2 separate regions of the Homo sapiens genome follow, and region 2 is linked to region 1. The links are chromatin loops, found by intact Hi-C in ENCODE. Cell type or tissue: PC-3. All regions are shown on one strand. Links, peaks and the distances in the headings refer to the core of each region. The heading gives the core; the rest is flanking DNA.

Region 1 (8,332 bases), core at 162-8,161:
CTGGCCAAGATGGCAAAACCCCGTATCTACTAAAAATACAAAAATTAGCTGGGCGTGGTGGTGGGTGCCTGTAATCCCAGTTACTCGGGAGGCTGAGACAGGAGAATCACTTGAACCTGGGAGGCGGGGGTTGCAGTAAGCTGAGACCATGCCATTGCACTCCAACCTGGGTGACAGAGTGAGGCTCTGTGTCAAAAAACAAAACAAAATAAAAAAAACCCATACGCATTTATTTAAAGGTAAAAGCCCATGATGTATGTACCTTACCTTCAAATGGTTCAGAAAAAAATTTTGTGTGTGTGGGTGTATTTTATATACATATATCTATATATATATAGAGAGAGAGAGAGAGAACACGAAAGATAAAGCAAATGGGGTGAAATATTAACAATAGTTGAATCTAGGTAAAGGGCATATATGTGGCTTTATATTATTGTTATTTTTGCAACATTTAATAAATTTCAAATTGTTTCTAAACAGAGTTAATAAAACAATAAAATTACAGCAGGATACATGCAATAATTAGTGTTTGGACAGTGTATAGTGGGACAAAGGAAGGATCCATCAGCTTTGTCTGGTGATGGGGGTGTCAGGGAAGGCCTCATAGAGAAATTGGAGGAAAGATTGGAAGGATGATGTCTTCTTTTCCCATTTATTTATTATTATTATTATTATTATTATTTTGAGGTGAAGTCTTGCTCTGTTGCCCAGGCTGGAGTGCAGTGGAGCAGTCTTGGCTCACTGCAACCTCCACCTCCTGGGTTCAAGCAGTTCTCCTGTCTCAGCCTCCAGAGTAGCTGGGATTACGGGTGCACGCCACTGCACCCAGCTAAATTTTTGTATTTTTAGTAGAGACAGGGTTGCACCATGTTGGCTGGTCTTGAACTCCTGACCTCAGGTAATCCGCCCACCTCGGCCTCCCAAAGCGCTATGATTATAGGTGTGAGCCACTGTGCCTGGCCAATTATTATTCTTAATTAATTAATTTATTTTTCATGAGGTGTCACCTCAGTCTAAAAGGATGATTTCTTGACAGAGTTGTGTCTAGGGGGCCAGGGCATCTGGGGGAGGTGGGAGAGGGAGAACGCAGGGGAGGATTGTGACCTATCCACGAATCTGATTAGATACTGCTACATTGTATGGCCTGCCTTGGCAAAGCAGGATGCCCCTCCTCAGATGGCGACAGTCACCTGTGTGGCCAGGAACACAGCTCCCTGCTCCTCCAGCCAGTCGCACGTCCTTTCTCATTTCCACGGTCCCAGGCTCAGGTACCCTCAGAGGGAAGGGCTTCAGAGGGAGGGGCTAGCAGCCTAGGCTGCTCAGGGTTGGGCTGGGCAGGGCTCAGGTGGTTTGGCTCTCCACAGCTCTCCACATAAAGGGACCAGCACTTCACCCTTCATCAGGATCCTCTGCAGGGGAGCTCCGAGTGTCCACAGGAAGGGAACTATCAGCTCCTGGCATCTGTAAGGATGCTGTCCATGCTGGTGAGAAAAATGTTTTTGATCCATGTGTGTGGGAGCAATGATGCCAGCTCAGGTCTCAGTTTTAGAGATTTAGAGTTTCAGGGAAATGAGCCCATGGCCCCTTGGGTATTTGTAGTGTTGGACAGCCGTGGGGCATATTCCAGGAGGTTTTAGAATGCTCATGAGCCCATCACTTTCCATTTGAGGATTCCTGACTCAGAAAGGTTAGGAAGTAAGAACGAGAGGATGACAAAGGAAGGGCCAGCCAGTGACCTTGTGCATCTTGTTTTTCCTTAGAGGACAATGACCAGACTCTGCTTCCTGTTATTCTTCTCTGTGGCCACCAGTGGGTGCAGTGCAGGTAAATGGCTTCTGAGAGTAGGAGCTGCAGTTTCCTGGGCTCCCCTCTGCTGTGCAGGGCCTGGAGGGAGTAGAGCTGGGCAGGGCTCTGAAGTCAAGGGTCAAAGGGGAAGTTCTGGAGAGGCAGGGAACCCAGGCTAGGCAGCCAACTTGAGGTGTGGACTGGGTGCTGATTTCTGGCCTCTCCTGGGGTCTGGTCTGAAGCAGTCAGGGTGTTAGCTCAGGTATTTCCTAGGGCTTGATTCTCTGCTTCTGTGGCTGTGAGGGGTTCATGGGGTGAGAGAGTAAGAACTGTGTCCCTGCTCAGCTGCTCTTGTGGCCTTGGCCTTGGGATCTCCAGAGGCAGCTGGGTGATCAGTGCTGTGTCCAGGGTACACCCTCCTCTAGTCGCAGAGGAGGATATTGTGAGAATAGAATCCTCACAATTCTATTCTTCCAGTAGGCACAATAGTGATATTTTTTCATTGATACTGGGTTTATTGTTTATTTCAATCCATCAGTTAAAAAAAGCACATTTACATATGTCATCTCATTTGATCTCCATGCGTATAAAGAAGTTATTAATGACATCTTAAAGATGAAGAAAAAGGATCAGAGATGTTAAGTGTCTGCTCAAGGAGGCACTGTCATCAGGGTTTGTCTGGATTTTACCTTGAGTCCTGTAATTTTTTTTTTTTTAGACGGAGTCTTGCTCTGTTGCCCAGGTTGGAGTGCGGTGGCGTGATGTCGGCTCACTGCAACCTCCGTCTCCTGGGTTAAAGAGCTTCTCCTGCCTCAGCCTCCCCAGTAGCTGGGATTACAGGTGTGCACCACCACACCCCAGCTAATTTTTGTATTTTTAGTAGAGATGGGGTTTCACCATATTGACCAGGCTGTTCTTGAACTCCTGATCTTGTGATCCACCCTCCTCGGCCTCCGAAAGTGCTGGGATTACCGGCATGAGCCACTGTGCCTGGCCTGAGTCCTGTAATTTTACACTTTTTCCCGCTCTGCCAGGCTTTTGGAATGATTTCTAGGCTTTTAGACTTATATACATGGCCCTTCATCCACTGGCCTCTGTTAATTTTTCAGCTTTGGTTTCCAGACTTCTTTGTATTACAACATATGTTCCAGCCACAATAAGCGACTGACCTGTAGTTTTTGGCAGGCTGGGCTGGGCTGGGCTCTGTTATTGCTTCAGGCCATCTCATGTGCTTTCTTCTCTTCCTGGGGTGTACTCTCCCCTTTCCTTCCTGTCCTGTAGCCAGCTCCCATTCTCCCATCAAAATCAGCCTGCTCTGAGTTACAGCTGGTCCCTTCCCCAGCAGTTCCCAGGCCTCACCCCCGTTAGTGGGTTTGCCCTCCCATCTCAGTTGGGTCCCTTTCCATGTGCTCCTTCCTTGTAGAATGTAGTCTCTTGAAGAAATGTGTCAAATTGTCTTTGTCCGGTGTCTAGGTAGTTCACACAGTAGGTATTTAATTAAAATTAGTCGAGTGGAAGATTCCAGGTGTTTAACCTATACCAGCTGTTGGATCAGACCGTCTTAGCATAGGGAATCCCTGACCTCCTGGGACTTCAGAGCAGAGTGATGAGTTGATACAGGGGCAGAGATTGGCCAGGAAAGATGGCCTCAGTGGTCAGACTTCTAATGAGACTCATTCTCACATTTTCTAGCAGCAGCCTCTTCTCTTGAGATGCTCTCGAGGGAATTCGAAACCTGTGCCTTCTCCTTTTCTTCCCTGCCTAGAAGCTGCAAAGAAATCAAGGAACGCTGCCATAGTGCAGGTGGTGAGTAATGAACCAACTCAGCATTCTCTCTTTGAAGCCACTTTTTAGCTCAACAGAGCCCAGTCATGGAAATCAGGAGGGACATATCCATATGGAGCCTGTTCTGCCCCCAGCTCCTACTCAAGGAGGTTTCTAGTGGGAATTTTGAGGCTTTTGTGTCCCATTCCAGTCACAAAGTCTTCTGAACACAGAGAGAATGCAGTGTTCCTGGTGATGCTTATGGTGGTGGCAAGAACTGTGATGCGTCTGAGATTTGCCCCTACTTGCCCCAGGTTTATAGATGCTGGCAGAAAACCTGAAACTCCCGAGCCAGAGACAAAGAGCTTTATTAATCACAGAAATAGCAGTAGCCAGAGCATCAGCATTTTCTTGTACTGGGCCAGGTGACATCTGCCCAAGTAGTGGGTTTGTCAAGCTGGCTGACAAATGTGGCTGGCAAGGAAACAACAAACCCTTTTTAGAGCCAGAGAGTTTATTACTCACATAGCTAGCAAGTTCAAGATCGGCAAAAGTGTCAGCTTTTCCCATCCCTTGCCCCACAAGACAGCACAGAAAAGAGGGCGAGTGACAACACAACATGGGCAGTGGCTGAGGAGCCAGTCCATGCTGCCATAGCTGTTTCATAGCCTGTGTACCCTACGGGGTGGGGGTGAGTGAGGCAAAAAGCCTCATACCTCTTCAGAACCCAGGAGATGATGACACAGTTATGACAGCTGTCTCATGACAGCCTCCACGAAAGATGGGAAGGGGGGTGAGAAGTGACCTTGTTGCAGCTCCTCACAAGGTTCCCATCTTTCCATGTTTGGGGAAGACCACAGGCTTTCTGCCAAGACTTAGGTCAGCTGTCCCTATGTGGCCTATGCGCAAATGTGCAAGGTCACCAGGATGCCACCGTGGAGCCAGTCTCCTGCAAGCTTGTGAACAGGAGGGGAACTCTGAGCTTAGGGAAGCTGAATCTTATGAAGTGGGCACAACCTTTGCTCTGAGCTGCACAGAGGCCCTATCCTGCTGTAGAATCAGATGTGGCGTGTGCTGATTTCTGGCCTCTCCTGGCCACAGGGTGGCACTGTCGAGAGGGAGATACCATCTCTGTCTCTTCTAAGACTATTTGCTCTACAAACTCTTTGAAAAGATAGTGTGAAGCCAAGACAGTCAGTGCCTCTGCTCATAGGTGAGCAGAACACAAGATGCATGGAGCATCGTCTTCCAGCAAGTATGTGTTGGAGTCTTCTGAGTGTGCTTTTGACTTCCTAGGGCTTTTCTATTCACGGAGCTGAGATGAACCCTGAGCTCTCAGACAGGGAGGCTCTGGGCTGGTTCTCTCTACAGATGGCCTGTATTTTCTCCGCACCAAGAATGGTGTTGTCTACCAGACCTTCTGTGACATGACTTCTGGGGGTGGCGGCTGGACCCTGGTGGCCAGCGTGCACGAGAATGACATGCGTGGGAAGTGCACGGTGGGTGATCGCTGGTCCAGTCAGCAGGGCAACAAAGCAGACTACCCAGAGGGGGATGGCAACTGGGCCAACTACAACACCTTTGGATCTGCAGAGGCGGCCACGAGCGATGACTACAAGGTTGGTGCCACTTCTCTCCTACTTGGGTGAGGGTGAGGTGTGGAGTGTGGCTGGCCACCAGCCTGCAGGAGGGAGGGCTGGAAGGTGGGGATATGGGGAAGGGCTGGAGAAGAAGAGAGAAATACAGGACTTGAATCACAACTTCCTCTCAACAAGGCTGTTAGGGCCCTGGGTGGTGGTGGGATCATCAGCTGGGAGTGGGGTGTCTGAGCGTGGCTGGCCATCTGCCTACTGATCCCAGAGCTCTCAGCCCAGCTGAGGCTGCACATGTGGACCTTCTGCCTCCTGGTACCTCCTGGCCCAGTCAGGCTCAGTGTCTGTTGCTTTCCAGAACCCTGGCTACTACGACATCCAGGCCAAGGACCTGGGCATCTGGCATGTGCCCAACAAGTCCCCCATGCAGCATTGGAGAAACAGCGCCCTGCTGAGGTACCGCACCAACACTGGCTTCCTCCAGAGACTGGGACATAATCTGTTTGGCATCTACCAGGTACACAGGGCTGCTGGCTGGGGGGCACTTTCTTTGGTGAACAGAGATCGAAGTGTCTAGGGTAGGGGGCAGATCTGTCCTGTGGTTCCACATCACTACTGAGTGGTTGGCTGTTTCTCCTTCCTTTGATTCACTGTGAACTCATGTCTGGCCTCTCAGAAACTCTAAGCCAGCAAGGAAGAGGCCTGTGGGACAGGAAAGCATGGGGAGAAAGAGACAGGGACAAGGGGTTTGGGGCTGTTGGGGAGACACAGCTATGGGGAAAAGCAGTCACTATTATGAGGATTGGTTTTGGGTAATGGCAGTTAATTTGAAACCCCTCCTCCCCCCACACTGTGGCAGCATCTCTACTGTCCTCACAAAACCTTTCTTCTGGGTCTCTGCAGAAATACCCAGTGAAATACAGATCAGGGAAATGTTGGAATGACAATGGCCCAGCCATACCTGTGGTCTATGACTTTGGTGATGCTAAGAAGACTGCATCTTATTACTCACCGTATGGTCAACGTGAGTGTTTGCTCCCTAAGTCCAGTCATAAATATTTTCTTGTACTCTTGGAGAATGGTGGCAAATAACAACAATTAATAATTGCTAGTATTTACTGAGCACTTAAAATGCACCAGACTCTTGTCTTGGAACTTAACATGATTTTGTGTCATTTAATTACCATGAGAAAACTATGAAGTTAGAATTGCTGTTATCCCCATTTCACAGCACGTAATCCCAGGTTTCTTCATCACCACCTTGTATACTCTTATAATTGTGGGGAAAAGAAAAAGAGATCAGACTGTTACTGTGTCTATGTAGAAAGAAGTAGACATAAGAGACTCCATTTTGGTCTGTGCTGAGAAAAATTCTTCTGCCTTGAGATGCTGTTAATCTGTAACCCTACCCCCAACCCTGTGCTCACAGAGACATGTGCTGTGTTGACTCACGGTTTAATGGATTTAGGGCTGTGCAGGATGTGCTTTGTTAAACAAGTGCTTGAAGGCAGCATGCTTGTTAAAGGTCATCACCACTCTCTAATCTCAAGTACCCAGGGACACAATACACTGCGGAAGGCCGCAGGGACCTCTGTCTAGGAAAGCCAGGTATTGTCCAAGGTTTCTCCCCATGTGATAGCCTGAGATATGGCCTCGTGGGAAGGGAAAGACCTGACTGTCCCCCAGCCCGACACCCACAAAGGGTCTGTGCTGAGGAGGATTAGTAAAAGAGGAAGGCCTCTTTGCAGTTGAGATAAGAGGAAGGCATCTGTCTTCTGCTTATCCCTGGGCAATGGAATGTTTTGGTGTAAAACCCGATTGTATGTTCTATTTACTGAGATAGGAGAAAACCACCTTAGGGCTGGAGGTGAGACATGCTGGCGGCAATACTGCTTTTTAATGCACCGAGATGTTTATGTATGTGCACGTCAAAAGCACAGCACCTTTTCTTAACCTTGTTTATGACACAGACATTTGTTCACATGTTTTCCTGCTGACCCTCTCCCCACTATTACCCTATTGTCCTGCCACGTCCCCCTCTCTGAGATGGTAGAGATAATGATCAATAAATACTGAGGGAACTCAGAGACTGGTGCTGGTGCGGGTCCTCCTTATGCTGAGCGCCAGTCCCCTGGGCCCACTTTTCTTTCTCTATACTTTGTCGCTGTGTCTCTTTCTTTTCTCAGTCTCTCGTTCCACCCAACGAGGAACACCCACAGGTGTGGAGGGGCAGGCCACCCCTTCAATAATAGTTAAGAAAAGGTGCATACAAAACATTAGCTGGGCATGATGGCGCATGCCTGTAATCCCAGCTCCTCGGGAGGCTGAGGCAGGAGAATCGCTTGAACCTGGGAGGCGGAGGTTGCGGTGAGCTGAGTTCACACCACTGCACTCCAGCCTGGGCAACAAGAGCGAAACCCTGTCAAAAAAAAAAAAAAAAAAGTGCACACTGAGGTTCACAGGAAAGAACCACTAGCAGAGTGGTGAGAGAGATTTACTTTTGTTATGAAGGATAACTTTAATTATCTTACAAAAGACAGTTTTCAGTATAATAAGAGCACAGAAGTTAAGTTGTGGATAAAAAAATCAAAGACATCACTGTTTGCCTTTGATATTTTGATGAAAGCAGGTGATGGTCAGGGAAACTAACCCATGGTAATTGGATGAGAAGTGTGTAAACAGCAATAGGCAGCCACATCTGATCATTGCTTATTCCTGCTGGGCCTTCTCAGATCTTTTTGGTAATCTTTTTGTAGAGTCTAGTTTCTCCTGTAAGCTGTAAGCAGACCTGGGTCCTTTTGTGAGTCCCAGCCTTTGTCCTCTTGCCCCCTATGAACAGAGGTTTCCTTGGGGACAAGTTTAGGACTGACGTGCACCAGCCACTGGCCATAAAGGTACTGGGCTGCACCCCTACAGCCTGGGGTGTTTGGCTGTAGCCTCAGCTTTTGGCTTAGGGAATCCCTGGACTGGCCAATGGGATGCTGCTTCTAGTTCATCCTTTGACTACTTGGCTGTTTCTTCACCTCTTCTTTTTCAGGGGAATTTGTTGCAGGATTCGTTCAGTTCCGGGTGTTTAATAACGAGAGAGCAGCCAACGCCCTTTGTGCTGGGATAAAAGTTACTGGCTGTAACACTGAGCATGTGAGTTTTTGGGGAGATCAATGGCCCACGTGTGGGGAAAAGAAAGAGAG
Region 2 (8,332 bases), core at 301-8,300, 170 kb after region 1:
CAGGATTCACTGGATTCCCCCAACTACACCTAACTATGAGGCTAAACCGCTGGCCTTACTTTACCTTGTTACTCAGATATTAATTCCCTCCCAACTTCTCTCCGTGGGTTGCTCATGGGCTCTAGGGAAAGACACACAGCACAGCTATTTGTATGAGGCAGAATGAAGTAAATGCTTGAAACAAAACAATTCAACAAAAGCACAGGCCAAAGGAAACTAAGGGGAAGGCGTGGCTGGACCAGAAGTATAGAGCTCAGATAAGGCTGTAACAAGGAAGCAGAATGGAAACCGGTCTAGCGAGTTACCACACTAGAGGGTACAAGCCGGGGGCAAAGCTGCTTGTTCCAGGTGGAATACCTCCAGCTTAGGTTTCAGGCCTGGGCTGTATTTGGGGAGAGGAATATCTATCTGGTGTCAGCAACACCCTGTGTGGGATGCTTCTTGCTGCCCACTCCAGGCAGAGCCAGAATAGTTAGTTCCATGGAAGAACATAACATTGGGCCAGCCAGCGGAGTCTGGTGAGTGCACCAGGACACTGCATGTCCCCTGGCTTGGTGCACACACCCTCACAAGACAGCAAACACCCTCCCACTCCTCGTGACCACAGCTATTGTCACAGGACCCCTCAGTTCAGCTTGGCAAGGACCCTCATCACCCAGTCTAAGAAGTAGTTATGTAGCCAGTGCTTCCAGATTCCAATTTGAAATCAAACCCTAGACCCCATGCTGCCTTTTCTCTCTGTACGCAGCTGTACAGAGAGAAAAGTGTGTAGTAGACCTTGGTCAGCTTCAGCATTTCTGCCTCCTGGGACTGCATGTCTGTGCTGCAGAAATACTCTGACAGAGATAGGTCATGCTACTGAGGAGTGGTTTTCAAAATTGCTCTACAAGAGTTCTGACTGGTTTTGGTGAGGATGCAAACAAGGTGCATTCACTAATTTATTCCAGTGATATAAAGTGCCTTTAATAATACTAATAGTGGATTGAAGTGAATTATAATAATTCACAATACTTATAGTGAATACTAATAGTGAATAGTATTTACTTGCATTATTTCATTTAACCCTCACAAAATCCTAGAAGATGGCCTTTCCTGTTTTTCACAGGTAAGAAACCAAGATTCAGAGAGTTTTAGCACCTGCCCAAGATCACACAGCTAGTACCTGGTAGAGCAAGTTTGAACTCGGGCAGTCTGACTGGTTCCCCAGTGCTTACACTCTCCTCTTAAGTATAGGCTGGGATCCCAACAGCTGCCCCCTGAGCACCCTTAAACTGGCTTGGCCAGCACACCACAAGTTCTCCTGCTCTAGAAAGATGTGTTCCCAGGAATCCTGGCTAGGCCTCAGAGGATGTGACATCTGTTTCAGAAGTGACTGGACAAAGCCTTATGGGGATGTGGTCTCGAGCAAGTCACCTAAATTCTTTGTCACTGTTTTCCCGTCTATAAAATGGGGATAATAATCCCCTCTCAGGCCTGTTGTGACCTTCTGGCGTAGTCAGGCTACCCCCTGAAGCTTCTGTTCTGTGTCTGCAGGACCAGGGACTTCCAGAGGGACCACAGCACCCCTAGTGGTCACTGGGACCTAGGAGGGTCTGTCATTCTGCCCCTGCAGACGCTCTGGACAGGAGGTGGCGACCATCTCCTGGATATCGCTCTGGACAGGAGGTGGCGACCATCTCCTGGATATCGCTCTGGACAGGAGGTGGCGACCATCTCCTGGATATCGCGTTCGGTCCCCATGGAGATCACCACAGTAACCATGGGAGAAGCTGGGGGCCCAGACATCTTTTACCAAGCGGAAACCTGGTCCTCGGGTCGCTTGAGTGTCATGAGTCCAGGTTTATCCCTGCGTGTAGATCAGCAACCTGAGCTGGGAGGATACAGGGCCCTACCGAGCCCATGTTAACCTGAGGATTTCCTGCAGCACCCTCACCTGGGAGTACCATCTGCAAGTCTATAGTGGGTGTCTTAGAGATGGCAGCAGTGGGTGAGGCAGTGTCAGCCTCTCAGTCATTTCTACAGCTTTAGTAACATTCGCAATTTGCAAGACTAATTTATGCGCACTGTTTTGTTTTTTGTTTTTAAAGATATGTAAGTTAGAGTTGCCAGAGAGAATCTCCTGAAAAATGTCAAGCCTCAGGACCTACCCTAGACCACCTGAAGCAGAGTTCTTGGGACAGTAGTGGTCAGAGAATGGGATTTCAGGCCCTGAGAACTGAGTTTTTCCACAACCTCCTCTTGTGGCCTGGAGCTTCCTCATTACTAAAATGGGAACAATACCTTTTTGTGAGAGTGAAAACATATGAAAGTGCTTTGGAAAGGCCTATGCAGATGCAGAGGGATGCTCTTATCAAATTCCTTAAAGAAATTTAAAAAATCTTAGCAGGAGAAACTACAAAGGAAGCAATGGGGTGGGTATCAAGCACACACAGCACCGAGAAAGGCCTATGAAAGATGCTACGCTGAGCCACTTTGAGATTCAGACAGTTGATTATTCATATAACGAATGGAAGAGTAGCCAAGGGTTCCAGATCCCTGGGCACTTGTCCCACACCAGAAAAGATGACATTGAAACAAAAGGGGCCAGATGGCTGCAGTGGGAGCTGTGGAATACCCAGATGCCGAGGGGCCAATTCTACCTTCAGCAAAGAGGACTTAGAGACCGCAGCTGTGTTCTGAGGACAAGAAGTCCCATACTGCATCAGAACCCCAGGAGCCAGGGGAAATAGTCTCATGACAGCCTCCCAGGGGAGATGGCTTCAAGGCTGTGCCTCACAGGCCACCTGAACTCTCGTGTTCTGGGTGGATCACAAGGCATTTTGCCAAGACCCAGTTTAGCAGAGGTTGAAACCTTTGCCTGAGAGAGATGTGCAAGGTCTCAGGGTGCTATGGCAGAGCCGTTCCCCTGCAATGAGCGAGGGGGACAGGTGGTGAGTGAGGATGGACATGGGAAGGCCAGCAGAGAACCTTCACAGACATTTTTCTTGGATTCTGTGATAGGAAATCTTCCTATTAGACGAAGGCACTCTTTTAGTGGAGTTGATGGGGCTGCTCTCTGGTCAGGTCCACATGGCTGGGGAGAAGGCGTGTCTGCCATAAATCAGGCCTGGGCTGGCTATGGCCTGCTTCTCACAACAGGACCAGGGCACAATGGAAGTGGGTTGCTGGGACTTGGGGTTGGGTTGCTCACTAGGGTAGGGTGGGCCCAAAACTGGTGGGAGAGGCCCTTTGGCCTCGCTGATAGTCATTCTGATAGCACTTACTTAGTGTGGTATGGTGTCAGGTGGAGTCTGGGTAGAGGATAGGGTTGTGCCAATCCATCAGGGGTGGGGTCTTCCAGAGAGCCCTTCTCTCTCTGGGTTGACATCCCAATGGCAAGGCAGTGCTAATGGTCAGGCTCCATCCTTCACAGGGTGTTTCCCATCACTGCAGCCTCACAACAGCCCTGCCAGTATGCAGGTCAGGAGTTTTCATTTCTAGGAAGGAAACGGAATCTTAGAAAGGGAAAATAAGACACCTATGACATGGAGCTAGAAAGTGGCAGATTTGGGAATCGAACTCAGGTATTCTGATGCTGTACCCTGTGCCTTCATTCTCTGGGTTTCTGGTATGTCGCCATATTTATTGGATGAGAAAAGGGCCAATAGAAGTCAAGTGGCTTGCATCCCAGGGCCTGATATATAGGAGACACAGTGGGGAGAGCCAGCAGCAAGGTACCCACCTGTGGGGATGTCCAGGCTGCCTTCTCCTGGGGGACACGCTGGGCCTGTGTGGTCCTACTTTGCACAGTTGAGTTTCCCCTGGGGCTGCAGTCGTGTGGGCCACAGGGCTGAGGCTGAGTAGCAGAGTAGCCTTGTTCTATGCAATATGACTTTGTTGAGTGTTTCAGGCCTGGTGTCTGCAGCTGCTCTTCTCGCCTCCCCCAAATCCTCCTGGGTCTGGCCTGGGAGGCTGGTGGACAAATAATGGCAATGTGGACACCTCGAGCACTTAAGAATATCTGGGTCATGGCCCTGGGGCAAGAGGAGACGGGGAGCAGGTCCAAGGGAGTGCAAGGGAGTGGGAGAAACCTCAAAGGCACACAGCCACCTCCTCTGGGACTCTTGATCAACACCTGGAAGCTCAGTGTATGCTGCAGAGCCCCCTACGGGGAAAATATGTAATTACAACACAGCTCCGTACTTGCATTCCTTTATCTATTCAGGGCAGGGTTGGGAAACTCAGTTTTGGGCTCAAATTCACTGGATTTGGATTTTGGCTTTACCACTTAACTAGATGAGACTTTGGGCAGGTTATCTAAGCATTCTGAGCCTGTGAAATGGAGTTGATATAACATCTTCCCTGTTTAGTTCATGGAGTTGTTCTGGAAATCAACTGAGATGTTAAGTGACATGGCCTTACATAGCACAAAGTTCTGGAACAGATGTGGGCAGATCCTGCCTCTGCTGTTCCTTCTGTGTATTCAAGGTGATGCAAGGTTTGGGCACTAATGCCGTGCATTTTCTGTCCTGTGAAGTGGAGGCCCAGAGCAGTTTCCCAGTCCTCAGTTTATTCCCTTTCGCACACACAGAGCAGCTGGCCTGGCCTCATGTCACACTGAGCTCCAGGATTAGTGAGGATGGATGCTGCATTGTCACTCTCATATGCCATTGACATGTGTGGCAGAGAGCAGAGGAGGCAGTGTGACTTACAGCTGGACACCCCTGGGACCCCAGACTGTTGTTGTGTCCTGTGGAGGGTCTGTCCTCAGTGTCTCCTTGAGGCTTGGGGACAGTGCTCTAACTTTTACCTGCATGGTCAAGAACCCATTCAGTAACAGCAGCTCCCACCCTATCTCAGTGCCTCACTTCTGCATATGTACCAGGCTCCTCAGTCTGCCCAGGGGCCTGAGCAGCTCTGGGGTTGACAGGGAGGGTGGAAGAAGAAGTCCTGGTTCCCTTCAGACCCTGGGGCAAGGGGGCTAACACCATTGGGAGGGTGGGAGTCTGGGGTGGGTGGGTGTTGGTCTGTGTGGTCATGGCAGTGGGAGGAGAAGACCCACTGGAGCTGGTGGGGAGGCTGGAGGGACTCACACAGGAGGAGCTGGATGGAGCCTGTGGCTTTCCTGACTAGGTGGGGAGACACTGACACTGAGGTTGTGGGTTCTCTTCTTTGTCTACAGGGTCAGGAACACTGGGAGAAGATACAGTGGGGAAGATATCCTTGGGGAGTTGGCCACTTGGCCCCTGGAGGTCCCAGCAGAGCAAGAGGTAGAAAGTGTTACATGGAGCTCTTGAGAGCGTGTTGCTGTTTTACAACAAGGATGAACAGACAAACCAGTTCTGGTTTCTGAGACTCAGGGACCCTACAGTGGATGACTGAACATTCCCCACCACAGCTACTCTCTTCAGATCAGCCCCCTGAGGCTGCAGGACTATAAGCCTATAAGCCTGGGTAACTCTGCATACTTCCTCAATCATTATCACCAGGGATTTCACCCTGCTTGTCTATGGTAAGGAGGGCTGGAGGGCCCCACATTTGAAACTGAGCTTTCCTCTACCCTGTTTGGCCAGACCAGAGCCTTCTCATAGCTCAAGCTTTCCCTTCTTGGTTCAGAGATGCTGTAGGAGTTGAACATCTTTGCCAGCTCCCAGATCATGAAGGATGGGACCTGCTTCATCACCCTGGCCTGCTCCCTGGAACAGGCTGGAGAGAATGTGCAGAACAGCTGGGAGCCTCCTAGTCATGGGGCAGTTGTGTCCCATGGGGGGACCACTCTCAGTGTCCCCTGGATATCTGGGGAAAGTGAGAGCTATCACTGCACTGCCAGGAATCCCACCAGCCAGAGCTCCAGCTCTGTCCTTACCAGACCCCTTTGCTCAGGTAATGTTTTTCCTTCTCTGACTCTCTTCTTCCTGGCAAGCCTTGGTCTAGTTTCTTAGCATCCCTGCCTCTCTTCCTCTTGGATCCAGGAGCAATTGAAGAAAGGGAGGAGCCAGATTAGTTGGCAGCAGGAAGTGTCTCTGGGGTGGCAGGAGACAAGGGCTCTGGAGCCACCATCCCAGGGCCCGCTTCGGTCCACCTTTTCTCTGTTGGCCTCGGTCCTCTGTGCCTGACCTGCTGCAGACTCAGCGAGGCATTCAGCTCATTCCTGGGACTCCCTGAGGAAAAGTGCTGCCTCACCCACACTCAACCCTGCACAGCCCACTGAGGAGAGCTTCGAAACCCCTTGCCTGTGTTCTCAGAGAGGACTTACCACCTCCCCTTGCCTAGAGGTGCTCTGAGAGACACTTGAGGCTGTGCTCTTCTGGCAGGCAAGGGGAGGCCTCTCATGGTGTCCCTGGTCCCATTTGGCTTAGTCATAGGTCATGGCTGGAAACTGTGTTAGTTCAAACATATCCTGTCTCTCCTCTTCTCAGTTGCCTTCTGAAACAGCTGTCTTTCCTGACTCCAGATCTTCAATCATTCATTCTCCACCCACTTGCTGCTGATTTGCCCCTCCAGCTACATCCTGATGGATAAATTCATTGGCCACTTTTAAATTCTGTTATCCTTGGCTTCTCCCAGCACTTGACACATTAACCTGCTCTCCTTTGTCACCTGGGCTGCTCTCTCCTGGGACATCTTCCCTTGGATCAGGATCCTTCTCAAGACTGGTGCCTCAGGCCTTTCTCCACTCCCCTTGTTTTCTTTCTGTTGCCAAAGGCAGAAATGCCAGTGTCATTTAGGGCCCCTCCTCTTCCCCACCACATCCTGCCATTGCTCACCCTTTCCCTTTATTCCTTGCCTGGACCACTCCACAAACTCCTAACCACTCCTTCCTTCCTTAATCTTTTCCTTCCCAATCATCTTCCAGATTGCACTGCCAGAGGTCTAATTCTAAATTAAGAAATGCTTGTGTTACTTTTTAGCTTAAAACTTTAGGACATGAGAGGGAATGTGGAAGTGTTGATTAAACGGTAATAGTTTCAGACAGACAGGAGGAATAGGTTTTGAGATCTATTGCACAGAAGGCGACCATGGTCAATAATAATGTATTATACAGTTCAAAATAGCTGAGGGAGTACATTTCAAATGTCTCACCGTAAAAAATGGTAGGTGAGTGAAGATATGTTAATTAATTTGATTTAATCATGCCACATTGTATACATGATCAAAAATCACATTGTTCACCGTAAATGCATGCTGCTGTGATTTGTCAATCAAAAATAGTAAATATTTTAAAAACTAAAAAAAAGCCCTATGATGTCTGCCCACTATCTAAGGTATTTAAACAATTATTCATTCATTTAAGCCACAGGTATTTACTGAGTATCTTTTATGAACCCTGTGCTGTTCTAACCATTGTAGATACAATGAAGAAGAGGTCCAGATAAATTTCTACCCCTCATGTAAATCACTGTTACAATCATCACAACCTGCACCTGACTAGCTTTTTGGCCATTTCATCTTCCAGTCAGCCCTGGGAAATGACTTTGGGAGAGTTCTGTATTTTGTTGTACAAAGACAACATTGAATGTGTTCTATTATGGGCTTTTTGTGTCTGTGCTCTCCACTGAACTGTGAGAAAAACACATTCTTACTGTTCTCTGCATCTCTAATACACAACGAGTAATAGGTGTCAAAAAATGTGGGTCTGACAAGTATTTAAAAAGCATCTGCGCTGGGTGTTGTGGGACACATGCAGACATGATAATTGGCTGTAGACGTTCACAGTCTCCCTCTCTCTACGGGGCCTGATGGACATTTCAGTTCCGCCCCCACATTCGGCTACCTGAAGGGGCCTCCAGCCCAGCCATGCCTCTGACTTGTCTTCCTTCAAAATCATTTTCCCTGTTTCTCTGTCTTCCTGTCTTCCTTTTCTCCCAATTACTAACTTGTGGTCATTGTTCATTCAGCCTCCTTTGTACCCCACTCCCTGAGGAAAGAATTTCTTCCTTTTTTGATTCTGGGAGTTTTGGGGATTGAATAGATTTCACCTGGACATGGGGAGAAACCAAGAAGAGAAGTACGAGATGGCGGCCATCCTGTGAGACACAGAGTTAAAGAAGTTCGCATGTGGAGTGCTGCCTGAGGCCAGCATTTCCTGGTGTGAGAGAAGGACATTGACACTGATTAAGGCATAAACCCTATTTCATTTACAAACTGAGTTCAAAATTATCAGGAAACTGCTATGTGTCTTCTGTTTAAAATAATCTGTTTATGTTTTATTGAAGTGTGTTTTTAAGTGTTCAGAAAGAAAAAGGAGCTTATTTATTTAAGAAAAATTGAATGGAACATAAAAACATTGTTATTGTCACACATATATATTATTAAGTTTTTGTTAATGTTTAAATAACTAGATTCAGCCCAG

The links. Peaks named below come from ENCODE experiments on the same cell type or tissue, not always from the same donor. Only the 100,000 strongest peaks of a DNase experiment are listed, where the experiment ranks them.
Region 2: a loop joins it to region 1, with 10 times the contacts of the local background. A loop is called at or near these places in 21 of 110 quality-filtered maps.

The regions. Positions count from the first base shown.
Region 1 is chr1:160,947,879-160,956,210 of GRCh38, reverse strand. ITLN2 (intelectin 2) reads left to right here and starts at 1,402. Exons shown (of 8, transcript NM_080878.3): 1 at 1,402-1,484; 2 at 1,761-1,824; 3 at 3,478-3,591; 4 at 4,921-5,168; 5 at 5,500-5,658; 6 at 6,045-6,165; 7 at 8,179-8,282. The coding sequence starts at 1,470. LOC101928372 (a long non-coding RNA gene) reads right to left here. Exons shown (of 6, transcript NR_110695.1): 6 at 6,289-7,560. In PC-3, for the core only: CTCF peaks have their summits at 1,806 (motif pointing right), 4,446 and 4,647 (motif pointing right); DNase peaks (open chromatin) are centred at 1,810, 4,660, 6,130 and 6,610; H3K27ac peaks cover 1,884 bases.
Region 2 is chr1:160,773,478-160,781,809 of GRCh38, reverse strand. It overlaps LOC105371470 (a long non-coding RNA gene), which reads left to right. Exons shown (of 3, transcript NR_188636.1): 2 at 5,162-5,491; 3 at 5,596-8,332. Among named protein-coding and RNA genes, the nearest start is that of LY9, 19 kb to the left of the region's middle. RefSeq lists enhancers at 1-495, 3,958-4,027, 4,348-4,397. In PC-3, for the core only: CTCF peaks have their summits at 1,574, 3,938 and 4,138 (motif pointing left); DNase peaks (open chromatin) are centred at 4,139 and 6,719; H3K27ac peaks cover 501 bases.